Regions from separate parts of the Homo sapiens genome. Here region 2 is linked to region 1. The links are chromatin contacts, found by Hi-C in ENCODE. All regions are on one chromosome and are shown on one strand. The core of a region is the stretch at or near the end of the contact, and the rest is flanking DNA. Distances in the headings are between cores, read along the strand shown. Region 1 holds the start of IGSF9B (immunoglobulin superfamily member 9B). Region 2 holds the start of LINC02697 (long intergenic non-protein coding RNA 2697).

Region 1 (7,748 bases), core at 1,381-3,880:
CTATTCTAGGAAGGGGCAACCATCCTTTCTGGGTCCAAAGCTCAGCCATACGCCAAGAGGAAAAGATTTGATCAGACTCACTCCTCACTGTAAGCTGATACAGTATATCTCTCTTTAGCTGATCTGAAACCCAGTTGAGACATGTCTAATGATGATGATGATGACGAACTTTTCCCTTTGTATCTTAATTTTCTTCCCCTTCCTCTCTGCCTTCATCCCTTGTTCCACTCTGTTTCCAGTAGAATTATCCAGAAGAAATTTGTTCTCCTCTTTAGATAGATCCTTCGAACCCCTTCCCAACCCAACTCATGTTCTAAAGCTTGTTACGTGTTTTTTTCTTTCCAATTTGACAGACACTTTTGTTGTTGTTTTTGTTTGTTTTTTAACAGGGTCTCATTCTGTCACCCAGGCTGGAGTGCAGTGGCATGATCACTGAGCCTAGAACTCCTGTGCTCAGGCAATACTCCTGCTTCAGCCTCCTGAGGAGCTGAGACTACTGGCATGAGCCTCCATGCCCGCCATCCATTCTGACAGACAGTTCTACTTTCCTAGCAGGAGGCAGAACCCTGAGTAGGACAAATGGATGGCCAGACAAAGCAATCAAGATGGGTGGTGAGAGTGGCTCCATCTTTTTCCTTGCCCTGCAGGCCCCTAGGAGAGGGTTTCTCTGAGACCTGATGTTTCCCACTCCATACCTAACAATGGTGAGGAACTAGGGCCAGGCTTTGTGGATCCGGCACTTTTCTCTAGGCCACAGTTAGCTGCTTAGAGGTTGTGGGAGGAGAAGGATCCTGTTATGACCAATTCTGCAAATGGATTCCAATATGTCTTTACAGTCCCGGGGCCCTGGGAAAGTGTGTAAGTGTGTGTGTATGTATATGTGTGTGTGTGTGTTGGGGGTGGAGTTATTCTGGGTCATGCCACCTGGAAATCACTGCATCAATGAGACCTGGAGATCACTGCATCAATGAGACCTGGAGCAGCTCACTTCATTGTCCCCAGAAAGGCATCTTTGCCCAAGAAGAGAACCAAAATCATGGCTCAGGGAGAGATGGCCCCAAGTTATGCATCTTGAGTGTGTTTGCACAGGTGGAGGGGTGGGTAGGGTAGAAGGTTATTCAACAGTCCTGGTTCTCTGGATCTATCCAGGCCCTCGACCTTTATCCATGTGCTCACTGACTGCTCTGTTGGGGGCCTCTTTCTGCCTCCCAGCTGGCGGTGAGCTAAGAGGCTTCCGGTGTCAGGGAATGCTCCACCTCCGGTGTTCAAGGCCACTTTTTGTGCATGTGTGTGTACCTGTGTGCACGCTTTCCCAGAAGCAAGTCTCCTTCTTGTTGTTTTGGGAGCTTCATGTCCTGGAGCCAGGGCTTTGTGGCTAACGAGTGCTTTGAGAGGATGAAATTCCTGAGCTCTCGCTCGCTGACCCTCTGCCTTCCTTCCTTGGCCAACAGCCCATCCCAGGGAGCGGTGTGATTCTTACCACTGCCTTCACTCCTTGAAAGAACAAACATCTTCACTGCAGCCTCTGAGCGCTGGTGTGAGGTGATTGTTTGTAGTAGATGTTTCCATGACACTCATTTATTTCTTCTGCAAATACAACTGTATTGGGGGAGGGGAAGCAGACAGGCTAGGGTAGGGAGACTGGAACATACGAAGACCTTCCAGTTTCCTATTTACATTCCTCTGTAGGATGAGAAGCTCCTTCCCTTTCCCTGGGTCTCCTCCATCCCAGACTCCTAAAGCTTCCCCCAAACCCATCTTGGTTTCATGCGGCCGAGTCGGGGCTGGGCTCCGAGTAAGGTGGAGAGGGGAGGAACCATGTGCGTGAGGAAGCAGCCTTTATCAGGAGAAGTGGGAAAAAGACCCAACTTTGACTGCTTGGAGTCGGGATTCAGTAATGATGAGCAGCAGTGACCAGCACTGGGGGTGGAGTGTGTGTGCACGAGTGTTCCTGAGGGGTCTGTGGCACTTCGCAGCTGAGCCAATGACTCACTCTAAATCTTAGCGACTTTGAGAGGTCATTTTAGTCATCCCCCGGTCTGCATCACGTTTGGAGGGGGTGGTGCGCTGCTCTGGGGACGTGTCTGGGTGCGGAGGGAGACGGGGTGGGGAGGCGGCGCGTGACCTCTTTGAAAAGATCTCCGGCGAAGGACGTTCCCCGGCTCTCCCGGGCCGCCGGCTCCTGGGTTTCCCCATCATAGAATCAGCATGGTCCTCTCGGGAACTGCTTTTTGCCGGATGGAAACCGGATGTTGGGTTCCATGAGTGGGCGGGGGCTCCACTTCCCTCAGACCTGTCCGGGGTAATTGAGACCCGCCAGGGTCCCGTTAGAAGCTACCATTTCCCTCACCAGAAACTTGCCACGCAGTGTGAGCCGAGAGAGAAGCGGGCAGAGACGCTATACCACCTTCTCCCCGGCAATGCGCATGATTCTGCGGCTCTGTGCTCGCCACACTTCAACGCACCTTGAAATGGGCTCGCCTCCTTCGCGCCGCGACGGGCGGAAGGCTGAGCCAATCGGACCCCCGGCTTGCGGGCGGCGCCCAATAGGCGGGCGGCGGGGGCGGTTCCGGAGGCCCGGCCCGGCTAGGCTTCACCGTGGACCTGGCTGCGCTCCGCCCGGGCGAGTAGTGCAGGTGCCGCTGCGCCGGGGCCGGGGAGGCGCGCGCCGAGCCGAGCGGAGCCTAGGAGGGATGGAGAGCTGGCCACCCGGGCTGCAGGAGCACCGGCGCGGGGCGTAGGCGGCGCGAGGCGGGCGCGAGGCGGGCGCTCGGGCGCGAGGCGCGTGCGGGCGCGGGAGCACTTTGCGATAGGATGAGGCTCCGGGCTGGCGCGGTAGTACTATGATTTGGTATGTGGCCACTTTCATAGCAAGTGTGATCGGCACCCGAGGGCTTGCGGCTGAAGGTGAGTTGAAGTGCGGCGTCCCTCCCCTGCCCCTCCCGGCGCCCTCGGCCCCTCGCGCCCGGCCCCTCGGTTTCCCGGCTCCTTGGCCCCCCGGTTCCCCAGCTCCCCGGCGCGCCTTCCCGCGGGTGAGGCTTGGGCTCCGACGCGGGCCAGGCGGCCCGGGAGCATTGCCGGGGAGGGCCTGGGGGCCGTGGGCTGGAGGGGCGGGCGGGAAGGGGCCAGAGCCCACGGGCTGCCGGGCACTCGGGGAAAGGACGCAGTGGAACCTGGGTCGACTTCGCCCACCACGGGCCCCACGGTGCACACCGGCGCGCCTAGCCCGTCGCCTCCTGCCCGGCGGCCGCCTCCCAGAGCTGCGGGAAACTCTGGCTGCGGGAGTTTGCGGTCTCCGGGCAGGCTGCAGCACGCTAGAGCCCCGCGCCGCGAGGAGCGCCTGCAGGGAGGCGCGACCCGGAGGATCCCTGGGACTGGCGGCACCCGCGTCTAAGGCCCCGGGTTCGCGCGGCCCTGCGGGCGTCCATCGCTCCGCTCGCGCCCCTCCTGCCCACACATCTTGGCAGCTGGAGGTCGGATCCCCCTAGCAGGGGCGCCCGGTGAGAGGAGGATTGATGAGGCCAGCTTCGAGGTGTGTCCGCTTTTGGCTGGACCCCGCCGGCCCCCGCGCCTCTCAGCCGCACCTGGGCCCCGGCCAGGCAAAAGTTCCCCGGGAGCGCGCCGCAGCCGCGCGGGCCCCACGCCGCCCTCCCCAGGCTGCGAGGCAGAGCTGGCTGGGGGCGGCGGCGGGGGAGGGGAGGGGCGGGGAAGGGGGGGTCCCCACGCTGTGAATCCGAGCGGAGGGGGGATTTTCTCTTTCCGCTTTCCTGGGTCTGAGCTGGGGGAGACGCAAGGGGGGAGCCACCGAGTTGGGTGATGCGTGCGTGAGCGCGCGGGCTTTTGCTTTGGAGATGGGCAGAGCGACCTACAAGCCTCTGGGTGGCACCCCCGGCTCTCGGCCCTTGTATGGAAGTGGGAGCGGAGCCTGGAGGGTGCCAGGACTGTGAGCTCAGGGCTGTCAGCGCGCAGACACGACCCGGCTGCGGGCAAGTTCACCAAGCCGGAGGAGATGGCGGCGGGAGAGAACCCGCTGTGGGTGGGAGTCAGCAGGCAGGACTCGCCGACAGAGAACCCTCTCCCAGCGGCATGGGGCGCCGGGTGGGCTGGAGGCGCCTCTCACGGGGTCCCCTCGTCACTCGTCTGTGCAGGGGGGCGTGCTTCAGGAAACTTTCCGGAATGGAATGAATATGTCGCCTCTGCTTCTGAGGGGGGTGGTGGTGTCTGAAAACAGAACGAGCAGAGGGCGAAGCGAAGGGTGATTTTGTTAACTGACATGTTGGTCCGGACGGTTTTAAAACTCTTCATTTGTCAGGTGGGAACACTGAGGCAAGGGTGATGGCGGAAGCTTACGGAACGGGGGGTGGATGTGAGGTGCATCGGGCTGCGCTTGACAGTCTGCCTGTAGCCTCATCCTCTCCCCCATTTCCTTGCCGTCTTCCAATGCCCGCATCCTCCTCCCCTCCCGTTTTTGGTATGTTCCTGCTATGGGACTGTCCCTGAAAGCACAAAAGGATGAGCTGGGATCTTTGAATAGAAAAGAGACGCTGAAGGAAGGCTCTGAAATAGCCTCCGAACCTAAGTCAGGGTGGGCAATGGACTTCTTTGCAAGTTTCAGCCCAGAATAAAGGAATGTGAGTTTATACTGCAGCAACACGCAGAATCGCAAGATAGAAGGAAGGGCTTCCCAAAATTGAAGGCTGCCTGGCATGAAGGTTATGCCCTCTTTCAGGGTGCAGAGGGGTCCTTCTGTCTGGAATGGCTGGACATGTACCCCTGTCTGGAAGCAGAGGGTGACCTTGCTGGTCTTGGGGTCTTTCTTAGCCTCAATTGCTCTGTGTGTGGTAGTTAAGGACCTAGGTCTAGAGCCATATGACTGGGATTCAGATTCTGGCTGTGTCACCTGCCGACCCTGTGACCTTGGACAAATTCTCAACCTCTCTAAATGTCACTTGCTTCAATAGAAAATGTGCCAATAGCATGTACTTTTAGGGTTTTTAGGTGGACATGAGTGTTATAAGGAAACAAAACAACTACCTGTTATATAGTACGTGCTCAGTAAACATTAACATTATTTTCTCAGTGTCCCTGGGATTCCAAGATCCTCCTCAATTTCTTTCCCTTGGGCCATTCAGGGCACTAGGAGCTGAGAATGTGTTGCGGGGAAGTTCAGAAGGCTGCCTGTGTCAGGAAGTAAGACCCCTTTCTGGGCTGACCTTGTCTGGGCAGAACCTCTTGTCCCTGGCATCCCAGGGACACGTGTGCAGGATGTGCGGGCCTCAAAGCTGCTCGGAAGTCCTTTGCAAGGTCTCCAAAGCTGGAGTGTTGTTGGTGGCCAGAGGTTTATGGAAGGACACAGCCCGGGAAGTGAGGGCTTGCAACACACAGCCTCTGGAGAGAGCGGGTGGGCGCCCGCTCGTGTGAGCAGCACCAGCCAGTGTCCACATGCTGCTGAGTCTCCCTGTGAGAGCTCAGCTGTTCCCTGACTGGCAGAGGTGACTTCTGGGGCAGTCCCTCAGCAGGAGGGACTTTGAGATGCCACCCTTAGGATTTGGCCATAGCAGGGGCTGCTCTGGCAGAGGGGGAAAGGGATGATGTTGTGTTGGGACCCGACTCCATCAGCCCTCGGGTGCGGGACAGAGGTTGGAATGGGCTCCTCCTTTTGACTTTGAGTGTGTGTGCCTGGGAGGTGATTAAGGTCAGTGGACAGGTTGGGGAAGTGTGGAGAAGAGAGGGGCTGGAGTGGTACCCAGAACCTGGAAGACAGTGATTGGTGTGCACTCAGTATCTCAGACGGCTGCTGAGCCAGCCCGGGGGAGTTCCTACTCTGTGGGAGGACCCTGGGCCGTGCTTAGCTGATTGTGGACCTTGGATAGGGGAGGAAAGTCCCAGACTTTACTCCCACGGCTGCCTCCTCTGTCTGCCACAGATTCTGTCGTTACATTATCCCTGACTACAGTGTCCCCAAATACAGTGAGGTTCTGACTCAGATCCTGCTGGTAGTTGGGCCATTGCCCTCTACTTTCTACCTGGCCTTGACCTATGCTTCCTTTTGGTAATGAAGATGGGAGGGTGGAGGTTTGGACTCAGAGGTTGCTATCAAGACCCCGTGGTGAGCCTATCGGCTGAGAAGGACTTCACTCAGGAAGTGGTCAGTGGCTGGATGGATGTGTGTGTGTATCCTCAGCACACACATGCTGGGGACAGGAGTGTGTCTGGCAGCCTGTGCCCTGTGGGAAGCTGGGGAGACGGGGATGTGAGAAGGGCTTGGCTGAGGGGCAGAGGGCAATCAGCTTTCAGCCGCGGGCCTGTGGCCCTGCATGTGCTGGTCCTGGAGTTGCAGGGTCCTAGATAGACCTTGAGTGGTTTCGTGTTTATGGCTCTGAGACAGAAGGCTGGAATCTGGTTACAGAGGAGCAGAGGCTGCCTCGCTGGAAGATTCTGAGCCCCAGCATCACTCTGGCCCTCACTCCAACCTCCTGTACCTTTGCCTTCTCCCCAGCCAGGGTGCTGGCTGTGTCTTCTTCCTTGGCCCTCTCTTCCTCAGCCCTGCTGGGTGCTTCAAGATGTGGGGGTGGGAGATAAGCTCCAAAGAGGGCTGGGCCTGAGATTTAAGGTAGCTCTCTTCTCCACATCCTGTGGCCTTCTCAGGTTGGGGTGCAGAGTACTTAGGGAGCGGTCCCCTTCCACCTGCTTCCTAGAAGAGGTGAAGCAGCTTGTGTGAAGAGTGGATCTGAATGGTCAAAGAGCTGCAACTGCTGAGAGCTTCCAGCTGTCCAGAAGTGTGTGTGTGTGCACATGCATACATGTGCACATGTGTGTGCGCATACACACATGTTCCTATATGTGTACATATGTGTGTGCCCCTGCATGTGTGCATATATGTGCCCCTGTGTGTATGCATGCTGGCATGTATGTGCATTGCATATGTGTGCACACCTGTATGTGTGTGCACATGTGCCCATACGTGTGCATGCACATGCATGTATGCCTGTGTGCACATACATGTGAAATCTGTATGTGTGCCTGCCCACAAGTGCTTGAGTGCCTGTGTGTTTGTGTGCACGTGCGTGGAGTGGCAGGGTGGGGAAGTTAGTGTGCAGACACGAGGTGGGGGCCACTCCTCTCCGTGCTGCAGCCCTGAGAGCAGAGAGACCCTTGGAGCCAACTTCTTGCCTTCATATCCCCTCCCACTCTGCCACGGTGCCCTTGGTGCTGCAGTCTAGGCAGCACAGAGGTTACCAGAGTGGCAGGCCCCAGCCCAGGGCCTCTCTGTCTCCCTGAGGGTGTGGCTGTGTCTCAGTTGCTCACTCCAGAGGACTCTGGGGTTGGATAGGCAGCTTATGCCCATTCCCCAAAAGGCGCTGCCCATGGGTGTGAGCCCAGTCTGCTGGAGGCAGCTGACCTATTTTTCTTGGGAATCTTCCTGCTTTTCTGTTCTCTCTTGCGTGAATAAGCAGGAGATGGGGCCTCCAAGAGGGCTCTGGAGAAAGAGTCCGAGTGCGCCAGAGCTGGGAGGAGTCTCAGCCGGCCTGACTGTCCTTTCTGAGAAGGTCCCGCTCAGCCTGGCTTTCTGTCCTCTGTGGCCCCTTGCCTCCCTCCTGGTCGTGTGTGCCCCCGAGATGGAGCGGGGGCCTGTGACTTGCACACAGGCACAGACTGTACGAGGTGAGTCACTGTCTTCATTTTCTGGCTTTGGAGTAGGAATGTTGATGTTGCCCGGGGAGTAAACATGGGACTTCGGCTTCCCA
Region 2 (7,748 bases), core at 1,532-4,031, 990 kb before region 1:
CCCAGGGAAAGTCATGGTGTGGGATGTGGATTCAGGAATGACATCACCCAGGGAAAGGCATGGTGTGGGGTGTGGATTCAGGAATGACATCACCCAGGGAAAGGCATGGTGTGGGGTGTGGATTCAGGAATGACATCACCCAGGGAAAGGCATGGTGTGGGGTGTGGATTCAGGAATGACATCACCCAGGGAAAGGCGTGGTGTGGGGTGTGGATTATGTGCTGTCCTCCTAGAATGTCCTGAAGAGGCCAAGCTTTTCCTTAGAGAGCCTGGTGTCCCCTTTGACTTCCCAACATAATTGTGTGTTATTTAAACACTGCCTCCATCTCCACTCTGGTGGTGACTCTACCCTGCCTCAAACCTCTGAACTGTAGCAGGTCAGGTGGCAGGTCAAGGAAAGGACCTGCCATTTCATTGAGGTAAAATTGACATTTACAACTCTACGTATTTAAAGTGTGAAGCATGATGTTTTATATAGACATACATTGTGAAATGATTACCACAATCAAGCAAATTAACATATCCTTCACCTCACAGGTACTTGTGTGTGTGTGTGTGTGTGTAGTGAAAATACTTGAGATCGACTCTTTCCAAGTTCCACGTGTCAAACACATTATTAACTGGAGTCCCCATGCTGTACACTAGGTCTCCAGAACTGACTCATCTTATACCTGCAAGTTTGTGTCCTTTGACCTTTGACCATCATCTCCCTGTTTCTCCTACCCCCAGCTCTTTGTGGCTTTCATTCTACTCTATTTCAATGATTCCAACTTTTCTAGATTCTACATATAAGTGAGATCATGTAGTATGTGATTTTCTGTGCTTGCTTTATTTCATTTAACATAATGTCTTCTAGGTTTATCTATGTCATTGCAAATGGCAAGATTTTCTTCTTGTTAAGGCTGAAAGATATTTTAGTACGTGTGCCTGTGTGTGTGTGTGTGTGTGTATCACATATTCTTAATCCATTCATCTGCCAACCTATGGAATAAAAGACATCATTTTCAAACCATATATCTGAAAGGGGGTTAATATTTTAAATAAATAAGAAACTCATACAGCTCAGTAGCAAAATAATAAGAGTAATAACCTGATTAAAAATGGGCAAAGGACCTGAATAGACATTTTTCCAAAGAAGACATACAAATGGGCAACAGGTATATGAAAAAGTCCTCAACTAATCATCAGGGAAATGCAAATTAAAGCCGCAAACAGTTATCACCTCGCACCTGTTAGGATGGCAATTATGAAAAAGTCAAAAAAGGTAACCTGTGCTGGTGAGGATGTGAAGAGTGAACCCTTATTCACTGAGGGTGGGAATGTAAATTAGTAGAGCCAGGATGAAAACAGCCTGAAGGTTCCTCAGAAAATGACAACCAGAGCTTCGATATGATCCAGCAGGTCCCACTTCTGGGGACAAACCCACAGGAAAGGAGGTCAGTGGGTAGAAGAGCTGCCTGCCCTCCCATGTCCACTGCAGCACTGCTCACCGTAGCCAAGACAGGGAAACAACCCAAGTGTCCCTCAGCAGAGGCCATTTGTTTTTAAAGCTAACAGGCCACACCTGGCCATAGCATTGTTTTACTTTAAAAAAAAAAAAACCACGTTCTAGGGGGGTGAAATCTGGGTGTACTCCCATCTCACATTAGCATATAGTACTCCACTGCAGAGCATGTGAACGCGGCAGCTCAGGGCAACCCACAATTATTCTATGAAAATGGCTGGCTGAATAACTATACATTTAAGCAAGTCTCAACCCCACTGTGTCTCAACCCCTACTGCCTGTGCTATCGTTAGGAGGAACTGTCCCAAGTCACTCTACCCCGTTTTGCCCAGAACCCTTCTGGTGACAGGCAGCCTCAGTGCCTTCTTCCTCCTTGCTTTCTTCCCTTATAGAGTTCAAATCTCACGTCTGTAGGTTTGTTCAGAACTAACCAGCAAAACTGCACCCAGCTGTGTTCCTAACATCTTCCACGTGCAGCTCTGCGTATCACAAGGAAAGAGATTCCTGAATGTACAACCGAGCCACACCAAGTACAAATCTGCGCACCCTAAAATCTGCCCACTCCCTGTAGTAGCTGCTCCTGCAGCTCTCGCTGTGGGCTCGCATGGCCCCTTCAGCTGTCTAAACAGAAACATTGGCATCCCCAGCTCCACTCCTTTAGCTCCTGCGCAGTGAGAAAGAAAGAGCGAGTCAAACATGAAATCCACTAATATATTAATTCAGCTCAGCAAGCAAAACCCATGAGCACCCAGCTCAGCAGAGCCTGCCAGGCATGACTAATCAGACCCTGGCTGAAGCAACGCTCTCTTCCTCGGTCCTCTCTGGAAGTGTGCTGGTTATGCAGCTTCTTCCTCTGAGCTCAGGAGACTCTGAAAAATGCAGTTTAAAAGGATGTAAATTAGGAAAATGTAAATACCCCTGGCTCCCTCACACAGGACTAGGTTTTGTGGTGGGGGAAGTTGCTTTACCTCATCGAGTCTTGGTTTTCTCATCAGTGATGACTTGCAGAGTTTTGTATGAAGTCCCAGGGCCCTGGCCCCACTACAAGGAGCTTGAATTTAGCAGGTCTGCAGTGGGCCTGGGCAGCTGTATGTTTAAAAGTTGCACAGTGACTGCGATGCTACCCAGCTGAATGGCATCAGCTTAGCTCATGGCTTCTCAGAAGCGATGTGCAGACTCCGATTCAATATCTTCAATGTAGGCTCTGAGGTTCTACATTTCTAACAGCTCCTGGAAGGGCCAGTGCTGCTGGCATGTGGACAACTCTTTGAGTACACAGGTTCCAGGTCTGTGGCTCCCGGTCTCGGCTGCACTTCAGATTGGGCCAGCCCCTCCTGACTGGATAAGATCTTATGGGACTGTTGGTGAGGAATCCCTACCCTAGCCAAGCTGTAGGAGTGTGACTTAAGCTGGCTGATTATCTGGATCCTCTGTGAAAGTTGATCCTAGTGCTCAGTGACTCAAAGACTGTGGAAAGTCAGAGCTCATGAATCCAGATTACAATGACATGCGAGACTGTTCCTGGTGCCCGAGATTCAGTTCCCAGAGCTACTATGGCTTATTAGGTACAGGTACAATTTTCCTTTTGTAAGATGCTCCATATTATTCCAAATATGGCCTTTTTTATTTGTAGAAAAAATATCTTTTTGTCACTGACAATTAAAGAAACATAACTGATATTTCTGTAAGATGTAACATCCCATAATTCTGCTCTCCCTGCATCAACCTGCATGTTCGTGTTATCTTCCTTATGGGGAAGAGGGGATAGCCACCACCTGCCTGGCCCCACACCTCCACCCTCACCTGAAACCCCAGGCCTGGAGAACACACTTGTCACCTCCCCTGCCTTGTGTTTGAGTTTCTCCCTCCGTAAAGAAGCGCTCTAAGGCTGGATGTTGATAAAATGACTCCACTGATGGAGGAAAACTCCTGCCCAGCTGACTCTCACTTCTGGGAAGGACTGGTCATGGTCAAATTGTGAAGGAGCCAAGGCTTAAAGAAGGCATTTCTTTATTCTTTTCTTTCAGTTATTTGTTCAGTTTTCATCTCCAGCCTCCTGGAGCATTTGCCTGATAGGAACCTATTGATGAAACGTGTCCCAAAACCCTTCACCAAAGAACAATTTATCCGTCTAGATCTTCAGTCCCGTCTGCTTTCTAATATGACCAATAGACAATGAAGTGTGTAGTCAGTATTGGCTATTGACACCAACAGCCAATAACAGCTTAATTACTCACTGTTCTGAGGCTGCGTGCTCTGATCCAGAGAAGGATTCCAGCAGTGGGTTTTAGGCACGTTTCCCAGTATCAGTCAGTATCTGGGAGAAACTTAGGACTCTTATTTCTCTCCCCCTTGCTTCCACGTGTCCCATATAGACACTTTATTACTAATCGAGGGTGAGTTGGGTGGCAAGTAATAACACTGCACATCCCACATGCTTTTCTTACAATGTAAGCTTAACGTACCAGCCGTGGAATGATGATGTCTGTCCCCTCTCATTCAGTCTGGCTGGATCTTTGCGACTGCCCTGATTAATGGAGTACAATGAGAAGGACATGATTTTACTCCCAAGGCTAGCATGCGAAAGGTGATATGGCTTCAGCCTGGTTCTCTTGGGATGTTCACTCTTAGAAGAAATTTGAAGAACCCCAAACAGCCACATGGAGAAGCCACAAACAGATATTCTGGCTGGCAGCCCAGCAGAGGTCCCAGCCAGCAGCCAGCATCAACTGCCATGTGAAGAAGTGTGCCTGCAGGGGGGTTCAGACCCCAGCTGCCAAGCTGCCTCCAGCCTCCCGGTCTTCCAAGCTGAGGATGCAGACAGTGTGGAGCAGAGATAAACCACCCTACAATGCTGTTCTCAGATCCCTGGATTGCAGAACCCAAGAGCACTACAAAACAGTTGCTATTTTACATTGCCAAGTTTGGGATTGCTTGTGGCATCAAGGACAGGAAATTCCAAGCTCTTGGTCAATGCTTAGTCATAGTGTCCTGGGTTTGTTTTCAGAGAAAACACATGACAGAGTGGCCCCTTTTCTCTCTTACCTCTCCAGTGACTGCAGCGGGAAGTGCCAAGGGCCAGACAGGCTTTCTCTCGGAAAGTTCTCTCTTCCTAATACAGCAACCAGGCTTGGCTGGTTTTGTGCTGAGCACTGCAGACAAACAGGGTCCCTTGTGCTGTGACTCCATTTCCTCCTGCTATTGTAGGAATTCTCTGGCCTGGTTGATGGAGTCAAGCTTAAGGTCTGGTTGTGAGTGCATAAAAAGGAATATACTGCCCAGCACTTGGTTCTAAGCTCTGAGCTGCCTTATGCATATTCTCATAAATTCTCATGAAGAATTACCTATTGAGTCCAACATAGTTTAATGGAATTCTGTTTGGAGGCTTGGAACCAAAGTCCCAATTAATAATAAAGCGTTACTTTGCTTTCCTTTGCCAGTTTAGCCTATGCATGTATTTTCCTTAGAGAGCCCATGGAGGAGAGAGAGGTGGCTAAAACAAGAAGAGATCTGTGGATGACTGCATCTCCCAGCCAAAAGACCACTCAGATAGCTTCCATGAGGATGACTGCATCTCCTGGCCAAAGACAACTCTGATAGCTTCGATGAGGATGACTGCATCTCTTGGCCAAAGACCACTCTGATAGCTTCCATGAGGATGACTGCATCTCCTGGACAAAGACCACTCTGATAGCTTCCATGAGAGCTCCCTGGGGCATCCATGGAGAAGATATTTTTGAGGGAGAAATCCCCAATGCATCTTGAATCTTGCAGCCCACACAGGGATTTCCTACAAGCAAACCCAGCCTTGAGCTATAAAGACCTGATCACTTTCCTGGGTGAAGACAGCAGACTGACTCAGTTATTCTGTGGATAGGTGACTTGATCAATGAGTTGGCGAGAAATCTAAGATGTGTCTTTCAGGCGCATATCTCAGATTTGTAAAATTATTATTTATTTATTTAATTTTTTTTTTTGGGATAGAGACTCACTCTGTCACCCAGGCTGGAGTGCAGTGGCACGATCTCAGCTCAATACAACCTCCACCTCCCAGGTTCAAATGATTCTCCTGCCTCAGCCTCCTGAGTAGCTAGGATTACAGGTGCCTGCCACCATGCCCAGCTAATCTTTGTATTTTTAGTAGAGACGGGGTTTCACCATATTGGCTGGGCTGGTCTCCAACTCCTGACCTCGGGTGATCCTCCCGCCTCAGCCTCCCAAAGTGCTGGGATTACAGGCTTGAACCACCGTGCCTGGCCTCAGATTTGTAAGATAATTTACACAAGACTCGGTGTCTCTGCATCTCACACTGGTTGTATATTGCATTAAACGGGTGATAATTCTCCCCTAATCAAACTGTGCCCATATGCTGGCAAGGACATTCATGTTATGAAGACAAGAGGTAGCTGAAAAATAAAGAGACAATAGCCACGAGACAGACCCAGAGGTCAGGCAGGGCAGGCTTGCCGTGAGGACACGGCTCATCCCACGGGGCCTGGGAACTGGCGGTCACAGCAGTGCAAGGTCCTGTTCTCTCCTCCGCAGGGACAGACAGGCCACCAGCCTGACAGAGACGGCACTGGGGGCAGCTGCCAGGAACAAGCAGGGATTACACTAGGATTTCTCAAAACCCGTCTCACAGAATACACGTTTTATTAAAAACTACTACATGAAGATTCTGTGTTCAAGTGAGTTTTGGAATGAGGAAGATCTGCAGCCAGTTTCACATGTAGATTTCTCCAAAGGATTTGGCCACAGACATTTAATTCTGGGAAACTTAAAGGCATGCTGATCATCTCAAGGTATTAAAAATAAATTTTTCTGAATGGTGGGATTATAGTTAATTTGCATTTTTCCTTTTGTTTATCTGTGAATCACATATTTTGCATAATGACTATATATTGCTTTTGTGGTGGAGAAAATATTTTAATGCAATGAAAACTCTGGTCTACCTGAGGTCAGGCAGATCTGCAGAACAGTGGACAGAGTGGGAAGGTGGGAATAGAGCGGCTCCTCCCTGCGGAGGAGGAGGGAAACCCAGGCTGGACCCAGGCAGGGTCTGAACCTCCAGTGAAGACATGAGGGACTGGGGTGGGTACAGCACAGTGCAGGGCCTGCTTGCTTTCCTCTCCTCACACCCTGCTTGTATATTCCATTTTCTTTCAGGACAATGAGCTCCAAGCAAGGATGGTGCAGGAAGAGCTCAGGACGGATCTTGCCACCTCCATCTTAGCCAGAGGGTTTTCCTGAGCTCAGGAGCCAAGCTTCTCAGACCCATTCTTGCACACTGCAAATTTCTAATCCATTGCTAAGGGCCACTAATCCCAAACTGAATTTAGAGAAACAAACAGGAATAGATGCTTTTTAAAATACTTACCAACATTCATATTTCTTCTCTGATTTTGAAAAACATAATTAATAATAAAACACTTGGGATCATGCAGCAAAGATACTTTATGGGAATATTTATTATGCAAATAACTAAATTAATTGCATACATTTGCATCCTATTAAGCATTGAAAAGTAAAGCAGCTTTAATAGAATTAAATCTACTTTTACCAAAATGATCTCATCTGGCAGGAAGAGTTAGGGCAAGATTGGTTTGGATTGAGATTTTCCATCCTGCTTAGGAATTCTAAAGTTCTATAGAATGAAAGTTTTTCTTGATAATAATTTTTAAATCATAAAAATGAAAGAAATGTTATTAGAAGTCCTACGATTTCACCACCAACTTCAATGCCCTAATGTGGCTATCCATACTGCTTTTCCAATATCTTCCAAACGTCGATTATGGATTTATATAAGTTTTTTCTACTAAATTATGTCTTACAGACATTATTGAAACAGTATACTTGCTAAACATCTGTGAATTTTGTGTAAGAGTAAGGTCCCAAGATTTTCTAAAGTTTGAAAGACAGTCATGCTCTGGAGTCACCCTCTGGGCTCGATGCGATGGTGCCCAACGAATACCTCCAGCCTGCTGGGGCTGGAGCTCCTGTCTCAGTCTAACCCTGCCCAGTAAGGAGCTGACTCAGCCCACACTGCTCAGGAGGCCCTGGGGCCCTCTGGGCTTGCAGGTATTCCTGCCCTCAGCTGGGGCCAGCCCAGGCTTCGGTGATGCGGTTTCCTCTTCAGAGGGCACTCTCGGGCCTCTCTCAGGACGTCTCCACCCCACACACGCTGCTGCCCACACCTCCTTTCAGGGAAGGGGCGCAGATACCTCCCATCTTCTTTCCTACACCT

Evidence for each region. Hi-C counts contacts between places; a loop is a spot of excess contacts on that map.
Region 2: a loop to region 1 is called in a map of chondrocyte, with 6 times the contacts of the local background. The contact joins the promoter of LINC02697 here to the promoter of IGSF9B in region 1. A Hi-C loop is called at or near these places in 1 of 168 maps with a recorded cell type or tissue (chondrocyte).

The regions. Positions count from the first base shown.
Region 1 is chr11:133,951,850-133,959,597 of GRCh38, reverse strand. IGSF9B (immunoglobulin superfamily member 9B) reads left to right here and starts at 2,630. Exons shown (of 20, transcript NM_001277285.4): 1 at 2,630-2,907. The coding sequence starts at 2,844. RefSeq lists a silencer at 2,452-2,801 and enhancers at 6,947-7,690, 7,691-7,748.
Region 2 is chr11:134,946,022-134,953,769 of GRCh38, reverse strand. It overlaps LINC02697 (long intergenic non-protein coding RNA 2697), which reads right to left and starts at 2,781. Exons shown (of 2, transcript NR_187396.1): 1 at 2,473-2,781. RefSeq lists enhancers at 3,711-4,910, 5,463-5,963, 5,964-6,464.